Linked DNA regions of Mus musculus: region 2 is linked to region 1. A link is a contact called in ENCODE Hi-C or POLR2A ChIA-PET data. All regions are on one chromosome and are shown on one strand. Each heading gives the region's core, a stretch centred on a gene start or an enhancer-like site at or near the end of the contact. The rest is flanking DNA. Distances are from core to core; before and after follow the strand shown.

Region 1 (6,632 bases), core at 3,989-6,488:
TCTGCCTCTGCCTCTGCCTCTGCCTCTGCCTCTGCCTCTGCCTCTGCCTCTGCCTCTGCCTCTGCCTCTGCCTCTGCCTCTGCCTCTGCCTCACCCCTGCGTGCTGGAGTTACATGTATGCTCCATCACATCCAGCTTTCTCTGAACAACATAAGCGCATCCTACAGGAAGCAGAGACCTACACAGGCTCAGACCTTTGACAGTGTCCAAATTTGACCACTTAATTACTATTATTAGTAGTAGTAGTAATTTTTTTGTTTTGAGACAGGGTCTCATGCAGCCTAGGCTAGCCCTAACCTACTTGTGACCTGTGAATGACTTTGAATTTATGCTCCTATTGTTTCCACCTCCCACGGTGTTCGCCACCATGCCTGGTTTATTATTGGGGAGAGAACCAAATACTTTGTGTATGGCAGACAAGCATTCCACCAACTGAGCTACATCCATCCCTAACTTACCTTAAACTGTCAATCCCCATGACTCTACCTCAGTGATGTAAGAAGAGATAAGCCCTTTCCTCCCCGTGTTGCTTTTGGCCACGGTCCTGTCACAACAATAGAAAGTGATCTTAGTCAACTGGGAATGGAAAGTCCAGGTGCTGGTCTGCTCTGCTGGCTGGTGGGGTGTCCTCAGGTGAAGTATCACCGTGAATGGGTGTCTTAGCTGGTTTTCTGTTGCTGTGGTAAACACTGTGACCAAAAGCAGTTTGGGAAGGAAAGGGTTTATTTCATCTTCCATCTTGGAATCACCATTCGGGGAAGTCAGGACAGGAACTCAAGGCAGGAACAGAAACAGAGGCCATGGAGGAAAGCTGCGCCTGGCTTACTACTCATGACTTGCTCAGTCTGCTTGGTTGGTTTTTTTGTTTGTTTGTGTTTTGTGTGAGACAGGGTTTCTCTGTATAGCCCTGGCTGTTCTGGAACTCACTTTGTAGACCAGGCTGGCCTCAAACTCAGAAATCCGCCTGCCTCTGCCTCCCAAGTGCTGGGATTAAAGGCGTGCACCACCACGCCCTGCTCTGCCTGTTTTTTAAAACGGCTCAAAACCAACCAAGGAAGTGCCCACAGACTTCCCTACAGGCTAGTCAGAGAGACATACTTTTTCAAGTGAGGACTCTATCAGCGGTTCTCAAACGGTGGGTTCCGACGCCTTTGGGGACAAAGGACCGTTTCCCAGGAGTTGTGTATCAGTTATCCTGCATGCCAGAGACTGACAATTCATAACAGCGGCAGAATTACAGTTATGAAGTAGCATGAAAAATAATCTTAGGGCTGGGGTCACCACAACGGGAGGAACTGTATTAAAGGGCCGCAGTGTTAGGAAGGGTGAGACCCACTAGAGTCTCAAGTTTGTGCCAAGTGTGTGAGGGAGGGCAGTAACAACACAACATGGGATGACAGGCCACGGGACATGCCAAGAGACTGAACCTGTGTCCTTGGGCAAAAGACAAAAGTGCTCTATCACTGAGCCAAACCCCAACCACTGGGAAGCCAGCTGTTTAAGACTGGCCAGGCACGGTTTGTAGACTATTGCACACCTGAAATCTCACCCGACTTTGGGAACCAGCTATTCTCAGTGTCCCCATTATATGGATGAGAGAACAGCACAGAGAAGGACAGTCACCTGCCCTGGAAGGCACAGCTTATTGGGAACGTGTGGCCTATACTGTCACCTGCAGTGCCTGTTCACATTTAGGATCCTTCCTCGCAGAAGGATATAGAAGTCTTTCTGAGGGTTGTAGGCCCAGGCTGAGAAAAAGCAAAGGAGGGGTTAGGAGTGGCGTGCTTCAGACCAAACTCTACAGAGGTGACCTAAGCTCCCATCCCCTGAGCCCCTGCTTCAGGCAGGAAGCAGTACTTGTCCCCAGGCTGGGAGGCAGAGCTACCAGCTACCGTAGCTGGGAGGCAAACACCGCCCTGCTTAAGGGGCCTCACCTCTGCCCCACTGAAGCCACCTGGCCTCCCTGTGTCCTCACCTTCCTGCCTGGCCACTCCCTGCTCCCCAGGATGACAGTGTCCATCCCATAAATCAGCACCCAGCTACAGGGCACGGGCCTCCTAGTGGCTTCTATGAGTGTGCCCGGGGAGCCCTTGGCACAGCCCGGCCAAGTCTGTTTTCAGGATGCTCTGAGGACACCTCTCTTCTCTGCCTCCACCCAAGCCTGCTGGCAAGCTTGGGAATTAGTTTAGACAAGCCCAGGCCCAGCTGGCCTGAGAGTCTCTCCTGCAGGGATGAAGGTGAAGAGGGTGTGTGTGTGTGTGTGTGTGTGTGTGTGTGTGTGTGTGTATGTGATGTGTATGCTGGGAGTGTGTGTGTGTGTGTGTGTGTGTGTGTGTGTGTATGTGATGTGTATGCTGGGAGTGTGTGTGTGTGTGTATGGTCTCTGTGTGTATGTGTGTGTGTGTGGTGTGTATATGTATGTATGTGATATGTGCTGTGTGTATATACATGTATGTATGTTGCAATGCAAAGGAAGCACGCTTCCAGCATGAACCAGCCATGAGCCCAGGGTTGGGGGTAGGGTGGCAATCAGACAGGATGTCCCTCTTGTGTGACGAATCTTTTCTTGAGGGGGCGCTACACAATCATCTAATCACCCCGGACAGGGACACTGGAGTCTGTGTGTTGCTGGGAAAACAGGTCACAGGTCCACTCTCCTGCCCCTGCCCCCTGTGTCCCTTGCTGCCCCTGTGCTTGGAGCAATTTTCCCCTAGAAGCTCCGAGGGGCGCTTGATAGCAAGGCTACCTCAGGCCCCTGACGCCACCTTTCTTACTCTTCCCTGACACTACGGAAGATTTTCATTTCTGTCTTATGTTTCCTTCTGGGAGAGAAGCCTCCATTTTCAGTGAAGATGCTATCACTACCTGCTCCCCTCGGGGCCTGCCTGGCCCATGGGATAACGCTCACTAAATAATTGTGGAATGAGGGAGAAGGTGACCACTTCTTACTTCCTCATAGGGAGGGTGATTTTTCTCAAAAACGTATTTGGAAGCTGGGAGGATGGCTCAGTTGGTAGGGTGTAACGTGCACGCACGAGGCCCCGGGTTAGGTGTGACACCACATAAACCCAGGCTTGGTGGTGCCTGCCTACAATCACAGCATTGAGGAGGTCAAGACAAGGGGAGCAGACATTCAAGAGATTTCTTGACTACATAGCTAGTTCAAGGCCAGCAAACCAAACAAAAATGTAGCCAGGAGGCAGCTCAGTAGGGGAGCAGTTACCCAGCTTGGGGAAGTAGGAAGGTTCCATCCCAGTGCAGGCAAACCCCAAACAATGTTGCTTCCTTTCCAGTCCTAAGGTCAAGGTCACCCTCAGAGGCCTTCTCGGCCCCTGGGTTCAGCAGCCCCACTGTGTGCTGTCAGGTTCCCCCATCCATAGGCTCTCTAACAACAGGGGTAGAGGAGAGGGCCCATCTCACTCTGCACATTGCCTGTTTAGTGGTTAAAGGTATGGATGGTAGGCTGGAAGAATGGCTCAGAGCTCTTTTTTTTTTTTATACAGTGAACCCAGGTTTGGTTCCTAGAACCCACATGGCAGCTCGCAATTATCTCTAACTTCAGTTCCAGTGAATCTGATGCCCTCTTCTGGCCCCCCTAGGCACAGGGCATGCATACTGTAATACTGTAGACAGGCATGCACAGGCACACACACACACACACACACACACACACACACACACACACACACACACACAGAGGCAAACACTCATACACACCAAATAAAAATAAATATGTTTTTAAAATGAATGGCCAGGTATGGTAACATATACCTTTAATCCTAGCACAGGGGACACAGAGACACGCAAGATCAAGGCTAGCCTGGTTTATATAGTGTGTTCTTGGCTACATAGAGAAACACTGCCTCAGAATAAAAGAGAAGATGTATAGATAGATGGCTTAGGACCTGGCTAAGCCATGGGAATACAGGCAAAGTTACTCAAGTTCCCTGAGCCTCAACTTTCTCTTCTGTAAAATGGGAATGATAGTAATATCTCCTTTATAGTCATTTCCAGCGTGCTCAGGACATAGTCACCTACACTATTACTCTTATTCAGCATGGCACTTCCAGTGCCTCCCTGGGAACCTGGTCCAAGTTAGGATGCGAAGGATCTCTTAGATGATTGAACATGGATGTGGCCAGAGCAAGCTTGAGCCCCTGAAGGAGGGTCCTGGCTCTGACTCAGGAGTCTCAGCCGCTTCCTAGAGGAAGGGAACCTTCTGCCAATTCCAAGCCTGGTGGGATGGCAACAGCGCATGCCCACACCTGTCTCCTGCGTGAGAAAGCCTGCGGTTTGCCTGAGCAGCTGTCTATCACGGAGCGACCTACCTCTTACTGCAAGAGGCCAGATTCTTCTTGATCCCATTTTGAGGATGTTCCTGGGCACCTCACTGTGCCCTGCCCTCAGGCTGCTCACCAAGGAGGAGAGGCCAGCGGAAGGATACTTCCTTGTTGAAGGACACCCCACCAAGTGCTCTTGTAGGACCTACAATAGCAACCCTCCAAGGGAATGATGTTAATCCATTTTAAAGATGCAGGTAGACACTGCCCAGCTCCATTCAGTGGCCGAGGGGACAAGAAGAGGCCCCATCAGGCCAGGCTCTGAGTTCAAATCTTCACCTGGACACATCAAAGCTGGGTCACCTTAAGAAAGGCAATCCCTGCTCTGCGCTTCATTTTTCTCAATAGTAAAAAAGACAAAAGAGCTGGTGATGTAATTCAGTGATAGAATACTTGTCTAGTGTGCACAAAGCCTTGGGTTCTACTCCCAGTACCACAACATCAATTCTAAAAATAGACAATGATAATCGTAATAAAAGGGGGGGGGAAAGGCAGATAAACATCTACTTTGGATCACTGGTAAAGACCTTGGAGAGAAGCAAACTGTCAATCCACAGCCACCAGTGAGGTATGGTGCCCTCCTGACCATTATTAATCTTCCAGAGCCAGGCGTGATGGCAGGTAGCTGGCATTCGAGCACTCCGAGGTGAAGACAGATTGATCAGGGACTCAAAGTCCTTGGTTGCAAGGTGGGTTTGAAACCAACCGGGGCTACAGGAACATCCCCACCCCCCTCGTCTCAAAAAAAAAAAAAAAGGAAAAAGAAACGAAACGGTACCCCAGCGAAAGAGGTTGCAAGGGGTTAAGTGGAAACCCTGCCTCCTAGCCAGGAGCCAATCAGAGCTGGCGGGGGTGTGGCCAGGCTGCTGCTGCTGCGAAAGAGAGCTGGACCGACTTGATACCTTCTGGAGTGGGACCTGGAGCTGCCGGCTGGACCTGTGGGGCAGGAACAGGAATTTGGAGCGTAGGTCTTGCCCTCTGCCCTGTGACAGCTCCTAGCCGGAGGGTGCAGAGCAGCTGCCTGGGTTAGGGGCCATAGCCGAGGGGAAGAAGACCACACTCCGAACCTTCTCATTCCCCAGGCGGCGGGCATGGGATGCACTCCGGCTCCAACTTCAGCTGGCTCTGGTGGCCCACATGGACACAAGGTCTATTTATAGTTCTGCCACAGAAGGCCAGCCACCAAACACAGGGGTAGCCAGGGTTTTTTTCAAGAGCTTTTGGGGCAGAGGGAAGAGTGGGAGAGGACAGTCCTGCCTCCTTCTACATCATCCTTGGCCACCCCCTCCCGATACCCACTCCCCATGAACCCAGACAGTTCTCCATAGATAGCCTGCCCTTGGGTCAAGGGTAAGATCAGGGGTGCAGTCCTGAGCGCAAATGGACACGATCTTGTGGTCTGGACAAGGGTTGCATCAGCCCGAGCAGTGGCCCAGGGCAGAGGTCCCGATGAGAGGGCAAAGGGTGGCAAGGTTGTGTGAAGGTAGAGAAAGCAGTCGGAGAGTGGGAATGCAAATTTAGAAAGCCAGAGCCTCCTTGGACTTCCCACGAGGGGTCAATCCCACAGGTGGCCAATGGTTAGTCGAACTTAGCTAGGGGACCTGCCTTCAATGGTGAGAGCGCTGGACCAGAAGGCTGATTTCCAGCTCCCTCCTGCCTGGGGTCGCCTCCTCCACTTGCTACAGAAATTCCTCACTTCCTTCTAGTCCTAGCTGTTGGTGGCCACATGCTGTGGAGAAGAAAGTCCTTCTGGCTGGCGTTGTCAGCCTTCTGGCTCCTCCTCGTCCTCCTAGGAGTCTTCCCCCTTCGCCTGGCAGTGTTGCCCGGTCCTCTTCCAGGGCGCTCCCAAGGCTGGCCCCGCTGGCTGGATGCTGCCTTCTTACAGAGTTTCTCCCAGTCTGAGACGAACCCAGAAGATGTCGCACAGCTCCCTCGGGTCTCTCGGGGAAGCAGCTGCACCTGGGGAGCCTGCTTTGACACCTCCAAGTGTAGGGGAAAGGTCCTCAAGATCTTTGTGCACTCCCCGGCTGGTCCGACCTCTGAGGCTCAGCGCAGGATCCTGGATTCCTTGGAAGGCTCCCGCTACTCTGCACTCAGCCCAGCAGACGCTTGCCTTCTCCTTTTTCTCCCCAGCCAGGATCGTAGAGGAGCCTGCGGGCCCCTGCCTCCGAACTGGAACGGAGGCCGGAACCATCTGGTGTTGAGTCTCTACCCAGCCCCTTGCACCAGGCTGGGACAGGCGATGGTAGCTGAGGCCAGCCCCTCCTCGGACATCTTCCGACCGGGCTTCGA
Region 2 (5,903 bases), core at 619-3,118, 73 kb after region 1:
ATAGAGAAACCTTGTGGATAAAGGTGCTTGCCAACAAACCAGAAGACCCAAATTCCACCCCCAGAACCCACATGTTAAGGGGACAGAACTGACTCCTGCAAGTTGTCCTTTGATCTTCTCAGGACTGTGATGGTCCACATGTCAGCACGCCCTTCACACACACAATACTAACAAATGAATGAATGAATGAATGAATGAATGGAAAAAAGTGAAATGCTTTCTAGAGAGCTAGCTCATCTGCTCAGCATGCTCAGGGCCCGAGGTTTGACCTCTAGTATTACTGGGAAAAGTACTCTTAGAGTGGATTATCAGGGAGCAAGCCCATAATCTCAGCCCTTGAGAGGCTGAGGCAGCAGGATTATGAATTTGAGGTTATCCTAGCTACAATAAAGTCTTACTCTATCTCAGAAAAACAGTTCACAGCCAGCTATGATGGCACACATCTTTAATTCCCAATGCGGGGGACGGGGGGTGGGTTATGGGGAGGCTGTCTCTGTAATCTCTGTGAGTTTGAGGCCAGCCTGGTCTACACAGGGAGTTCCAGGCTAGCCAGGACTATAAAGAGACACTGTCTTTTATTTTAAAAAGAACAATACATAAACATACAAAGAGGCAATGTGAAAACTCTTAGCGTTTTGGTTTGTAGCCGGTCCCGGTAAATATTAAGGTTGGCTTCACCACCTGACTCGTGGCAGTGGGGCCAGCAGAGGCTTGCAATCCTCCAGACGGACCCAGGCTGACTTCCTGGAAGAAGCAATATTTCTGTCCTATTTTAATCCAAGTCTGAGTTCCCTGGTGTGTGATTGCTTCAGGTACCCCGGGGAATGCTGGGAGAGGGTGGGGCCATTGGGGTAGGGAAGAGTTGCCTGGGTGTGGGCATTGTGAGGGTCAGGTCAGGTCTAAGCCCGGGCCGGCATCCAGACCTCGTTCTCAGAGAGTGTCTCAACAGCTCACTTGGGCACCTTGGATGATAAACAGGTTGTCACCCTCCGCTCGCGCCCCACATGAACCTGGTACACCCTGGAGAAGGAGGAGAGGCAGGAGGCTCAACTATAAATACACCGTGACTCAGCTCATCCTCCTTGTGAGCGTGCTAGCTGTTCATGTTGAAAACCTCATTGCTGGGGGCAGGGAGGGGAGCAGCCTCTGGTCTGAATTTGGGGTGGGGCAGGCTACCCTCAAGTCTCAGGCTGCCCATTTTCTCAGTTGGGGCTGGGGATCAGGGGTTATACCCTTCTAATTTCATGACCAGTTGAGTGTGGGACCCTAAGAAGCCCAGTCCCTTCTCTGTTCTGCTTTTGCAGGGAATGGGGCTTGGTGACCCCTGACTTGTGTGCTAAGGAGGCTGTAAAGCCAAGTGGCCCGGTGACAGGATGCCTGGGTTTGTGGTGACAGGAAAAAAATGACCCCAGTCTCCATTTCATCTCTGGATGGTGTGGTTTAATGATTCTACTTTTCTGAATCTTGGTTTCTGAACTATATGATGAGGCTAAGGACAGACTTCCAGTTAGCTAAAGATAGACTGCCGTGAAAATAGCAGACCAGCACGTTTCAGCGTGGCTCACCAGGTGACAGGTGTGCCTCAGGCCTGAGTCCCTGATATAATCTGGAGCTGCTGCTCCACATTCCTCCACATGGGACTAGCAGGAACATCTGGCTTCTTCAGAAAGTTATTTAGGGGGCCAGGGGCACCCCAAATCTAAAGCAGCCTCCTGCCTCACAGATCGAAAGAGCCAAGCTGTGAAGAAAATAAGACAGTCCCCTAAGACTGGCAGGAAAGGGCATGCACTGCCGTTTATCAAATATCCACTGGGTGCCAGCTGCTGTCACAGACATCACCACCCCATTTGAGACTCCAGACACCAGTAAAGTTCTCTCCCCCGACACAGCCCGGTGACAGGAGCTGATTGTCAGCACTAGGCTATGGACTCAGGTCCCAGAACCTCCAAAGCCCTGTTATAGGCAACACAGCACCCAGCAACTCAGCCTAGGAAAGGGGGGAGGGGAGGGAGAAGGGGAAGGGAGAGGCGTGGAGGTGGGGGCGGGGAGCTCCACAGCCAAAAAGGGGAGTAAGAGATCGGGAGGTGGGTGCTGCCTGGAAGGGGCATGCACCTTTCAAGTGACTGCTCTTGTGGTCCGCAGGCAGGCAGGCAGGCAGGCAACCGGGAAAGTACAGCTAAACTCAGAAGAAGCGAGGCTGCGATGGGGAGAAGCCCTTTGCTCAAGACTGCAGCGTGACTCTGACCAGCCAACCCCTCAGCACCATCCCTCTTCTTTCCTATGACTAAGCGCTGTGCCAGGAAGCGTCATCCTATGTTGCTTGGTTCTCTGCCTAAAAAAGTTAGCGCCTAGCTGGGTGTGGTGGCGCACGCCTTTAATCCCAGCACTCGGGAGGCAGAGGCAGGCGGATCTCTGAGTTTGAGGCCAGCCTGGTCTACAAAGTGAGTTCCAGGACAGCCAGGGCTATACAAATAAACCCTGTCTTGAAAAACTAAAAAACCAAAAACCAAAAACCAAAAAAAAAAAAAAAAAAAAGTCAGCGCCTGTCAGGCTATGGTAGATCTTGAGGTTGAAGGCAGCCCGGTCTACATAGTGAGTCCTGGGACAGCAGGAGCTTCATAGAGAGACCCTGTCTCCAAACATCGAAAGTTGGCCTCTAGAGGAATGTGGCGGTTCTTGCCTGGAATCTCAGTCTTTCAGAGGCTGAGGCAAGAGGATCATGGTTAGCTGGGGTCAGTGCCTGAGCTATAGAGTAAGACCTTGTCACAGAACAAATAAATAGGGCTGGTGAGATGGCCCAGTAGGTAAAAGCATGGATGTCCAAAATTGATGACCTGAGTTCTGTCCATAAACTCATAGGGTGGAATGCAAAGTCTGACGGCCACAGCTGCCCTGACTTCTACGCATGCCCCTTTTGGGTGTGCATGCCTCCCACACCTGCCACAATAAATAAATAAATAAATAAATAAATAAATAAATAAATAAATAAATAAATAAATAAATTTGTTTTTATAATAATTGTAATAATAATTATTACAATTATTGTATAATAATCCTTTGGTTGAGCTGTCCCCTTTCCCAGGTTAAGCCTTCCTTAACCACTCCGTTTAAATATATCCCTTGATATAGAAGAAACTCAAGGTCATAGGATTGATGCTATAAAGGATTTGCTAATAGCTTTGATTAGAAGATGCTAAGCCGCACAAAGTAGAATTTAGCCCAGGGAGCCCTGCCCCAAATCACCCCAAAGATAGGTAGATAAGGAAAAATTATGATGTTCGATGCAAATGCTTGTTCCCCAGGATGGCCTCCCGCTTTCAGGTCCCTCTCCCAAAGATCAGGACTCTTAACAGGCCACTCATGGGGACAGTGCTAAGCCCTGGTCTGCCATAAAGCCAGAAAGGCCCCAGTTTTCTTCTTGAGAAAAAGTACACCTCTGCCAGGTAGGCAAGATGGCCTAGGTAGCAACTATTCAAAGAGAACAAAGCTGGTGTACTTAAGAAATGATTCTGGCAATCTTTGCTATGTAAATCTCCCATCTGCCTCAGCGGCCAGACTTGCAGTCTCCAGTCTCTGTTTAAATTGTTCCAAATGTAGCCTGGAGCCAGGACCTCAAAGAGATTTAAAGAGGACAACGTATATGAACTGCATCAGCCTAAGGTGTATAGAAGATGCTGAAGTCTTCTGCTCAGAGCCAGCTCTTACCTGGGCCTGAGCTCCAGTTGAATGTGCTGGGGTAGAAAGACTTTTTCTCACCTCTAATGTGCAGGCTGGTTTCCCACTAGGAAGGTAACTTAGTTAGGGTTTCTATTGCTGCGAGCGAAACACAATAACCAATGTGCAAGCTGAGGCGGAACGGGCTTGCTTGGCTCATACTTTCAGATCGAAGTCCATCACTGAAGGGATGAGGAACCCACGCAGGGCTGGAACCTGGAGTCAGGAGCCACAGCCGGGTGCTGCTTACTGGACTGCTTTCCCTGGCTTGCTCAGCCTGCCTTCTTATAGAACCCAGGACTACCAGTGCAGGTACGGTCCTACCCACAACAGGCTGGGCCCTTCCCTTTTGATCACTAATTAAGAAAATGCCCTAGAGATGGACCTCAAGGAGGTTCTATAACGTCCTTACTCCTGGAACTTGAAACACAATAGGTCATGGGCCCTGGAAGAAAACCTGCAATTCTTATTCAGCTTAAACGACACAGCCATAAAAGTGATTCTAAGCGACTGATTACCTACAGAGCAGTACATTGCTTAGCCCTCACCAGATAAACACAGAAACCCACAAACTGGTCATTACACAAAGAGTAAGAGGGGCTAGAGAGTGGCTGGACAGGTGGCATAGTGGTTAAGAGCACTGGCTACTACTCTTCAGTGATCCTTAGTTCAGTTCCCTGCAACCACATGGTGGCTCACAGCCATCTGTAATGGGATCCGATGACTCATATAAATTATATACATATATATATGTATGTATACACACACACACATAAAATAAGAGACATTGATGTTTCATATATATATGAGAGGTACCTATCACATTTCTCCCAGGGTCTCTATGTAAGAGACAGAGGTGGTGGGGACTTTAAGGAAGTTGTTTCCTTACAGATGGCTGCGAGTAAAACAAGTGAATGGTTTGCTGATCATTATGAAAGCTGGAGTTACAGATGGTTGTGCGCCATGGTGGGGAGCTGGGAATGGAACCATGGCTCTCTGAAAAAGCAGCCACTTACAACTGCTGAGTCTGAATCTTATGCCCTCTACTGGACTCCGTGGGCATTACACTCATGTGGTGTATGCACACAGCTATATACAATACACATCTAAAACTAATGGAAAAAAAAAAAGTTAAGTCAGGTGTAGAGGCACATCCCAAAACTCAGAGGCAGGTGGATCGCTGTGAGTTCAAGGCCAGTCTGTTCTACATAATAAGTTGCAAGGCAGCCAGAGCTATAATCCTATATAATAGAGAGACCCTGTCTTGAAATAAATAAATAAATAAATAAATAAATAAATAAATAAATAAATAAATAAATAAATAAAAAGACAGGAGGCTGGAGAGATGGGTTGGAGATTAAGATCCATTTTTGATCCATTTTAATCTTCCAGAGAGGACCAGAGTCCGGTTCCCAGCCTTCACACTAGATGACTTAAAAACAAAAACTCCTGTAACTACAGCTCCAGGAGCTGACGCCCTCTGCTGGCCTCTATGGGCTTCTACATGTACATACACATACACACATTAAAAAAAAAAGATTTATTTATCTATTATATGTAAGTACTGTAGCTGCCTTCAGACACCCCAGAAGAAGGCATCAGATCTCATTACGGATGGTTGTGAGCCACCATGTGGTTGCTGGGATTTGAACTTGGGACCTTCGGAAGATCAGTCAGTGCTCTTCCAGCCCCCACACATAATTGTATTTTAAGGTAAAATATACAGGCTTGTCTAAGGATATTCTCCTTAGTGAGTATACAGCTAGGCATGTATAAAGCCCTGCTTTAGTCCCCACTAGTTTAAAAACAAAACAAAATGAAATAAACAAACCAGTAAACTGCCACACACACACTCCTTCTATGGACTCCACCAGAGGATGACACAGCAGGGGGGCCTCACTAGGTACAAGACATTGGACTTCCCAGCCTCTGGAACTGCCTTTGTCTAATGGGAAGAGTGATTGTCTCAGTGCAGTGTTAGTTACTTGGTGTGTGTAGTGGAACAGGTACAGTGAGACACCCTGGACTTTGTCCATAAAGCTTTACTTATAAAACCAGAGACATGGGGGAGCACATCACCTTGGGCGGTGAAGGCAGCGATCAGGAGTTAAGGGTTATCCTTGACTACATAACAAGGTAGAGGCCAGCCTGGTCTACATGAGCCCTACCTCAAAACCAAAACAGAACAT

Evidence for each region. Hi-C counts contacts between places; a loop is a spot of excess contacts on that map. ChIA-PET counts read pairs that join two places held with the same protein, here RNA polymerase II (POLR2A).
Region 2: a map of regulatory T cell shows a loop between it and region 1 (1.9-fold over the local background). The contact joins the enhancer-like site here to the promoter of Extl1 in region 1. A Hi-C loop is called at or near these places in 3 of 37 maps with a recorded cell type or tissue (mouse trophoblast stem cell and regulatory T cell). POLR2A ChIA-PET finds 5 or more read pairs at or near these places in 3 of 5 experiments (Patski and embryonic stem cell).

Annotation. Positions count from the first base shown.
Region 1 is chr4:134,371,153-134,377,784 of GRCm38, reverse strand. It overlaps Extl1 (exostosin-like glycosyltransferase 1), which reads left to right and starts at 5,238. Exons shown (of 11, transcript NM_019578.2): 1 at 5,238-6,632. The coding sequence starts at 6,067.
Region 2 is chr4:134,295,576-134,301,478 of GRCm38, reverse strand. No RefSeq gene overlaps it. Among named protein-coding and RNA genes, the nearest start is that of Pdik1l, 11 kb to the right of the region's middle. Within about 2 kb of position 1,868, at least 1 of the 3 ENCODE cell types and tissues checked has a DNase peak (open chromatin) inside an H3K27ac peak, as active enhancers do.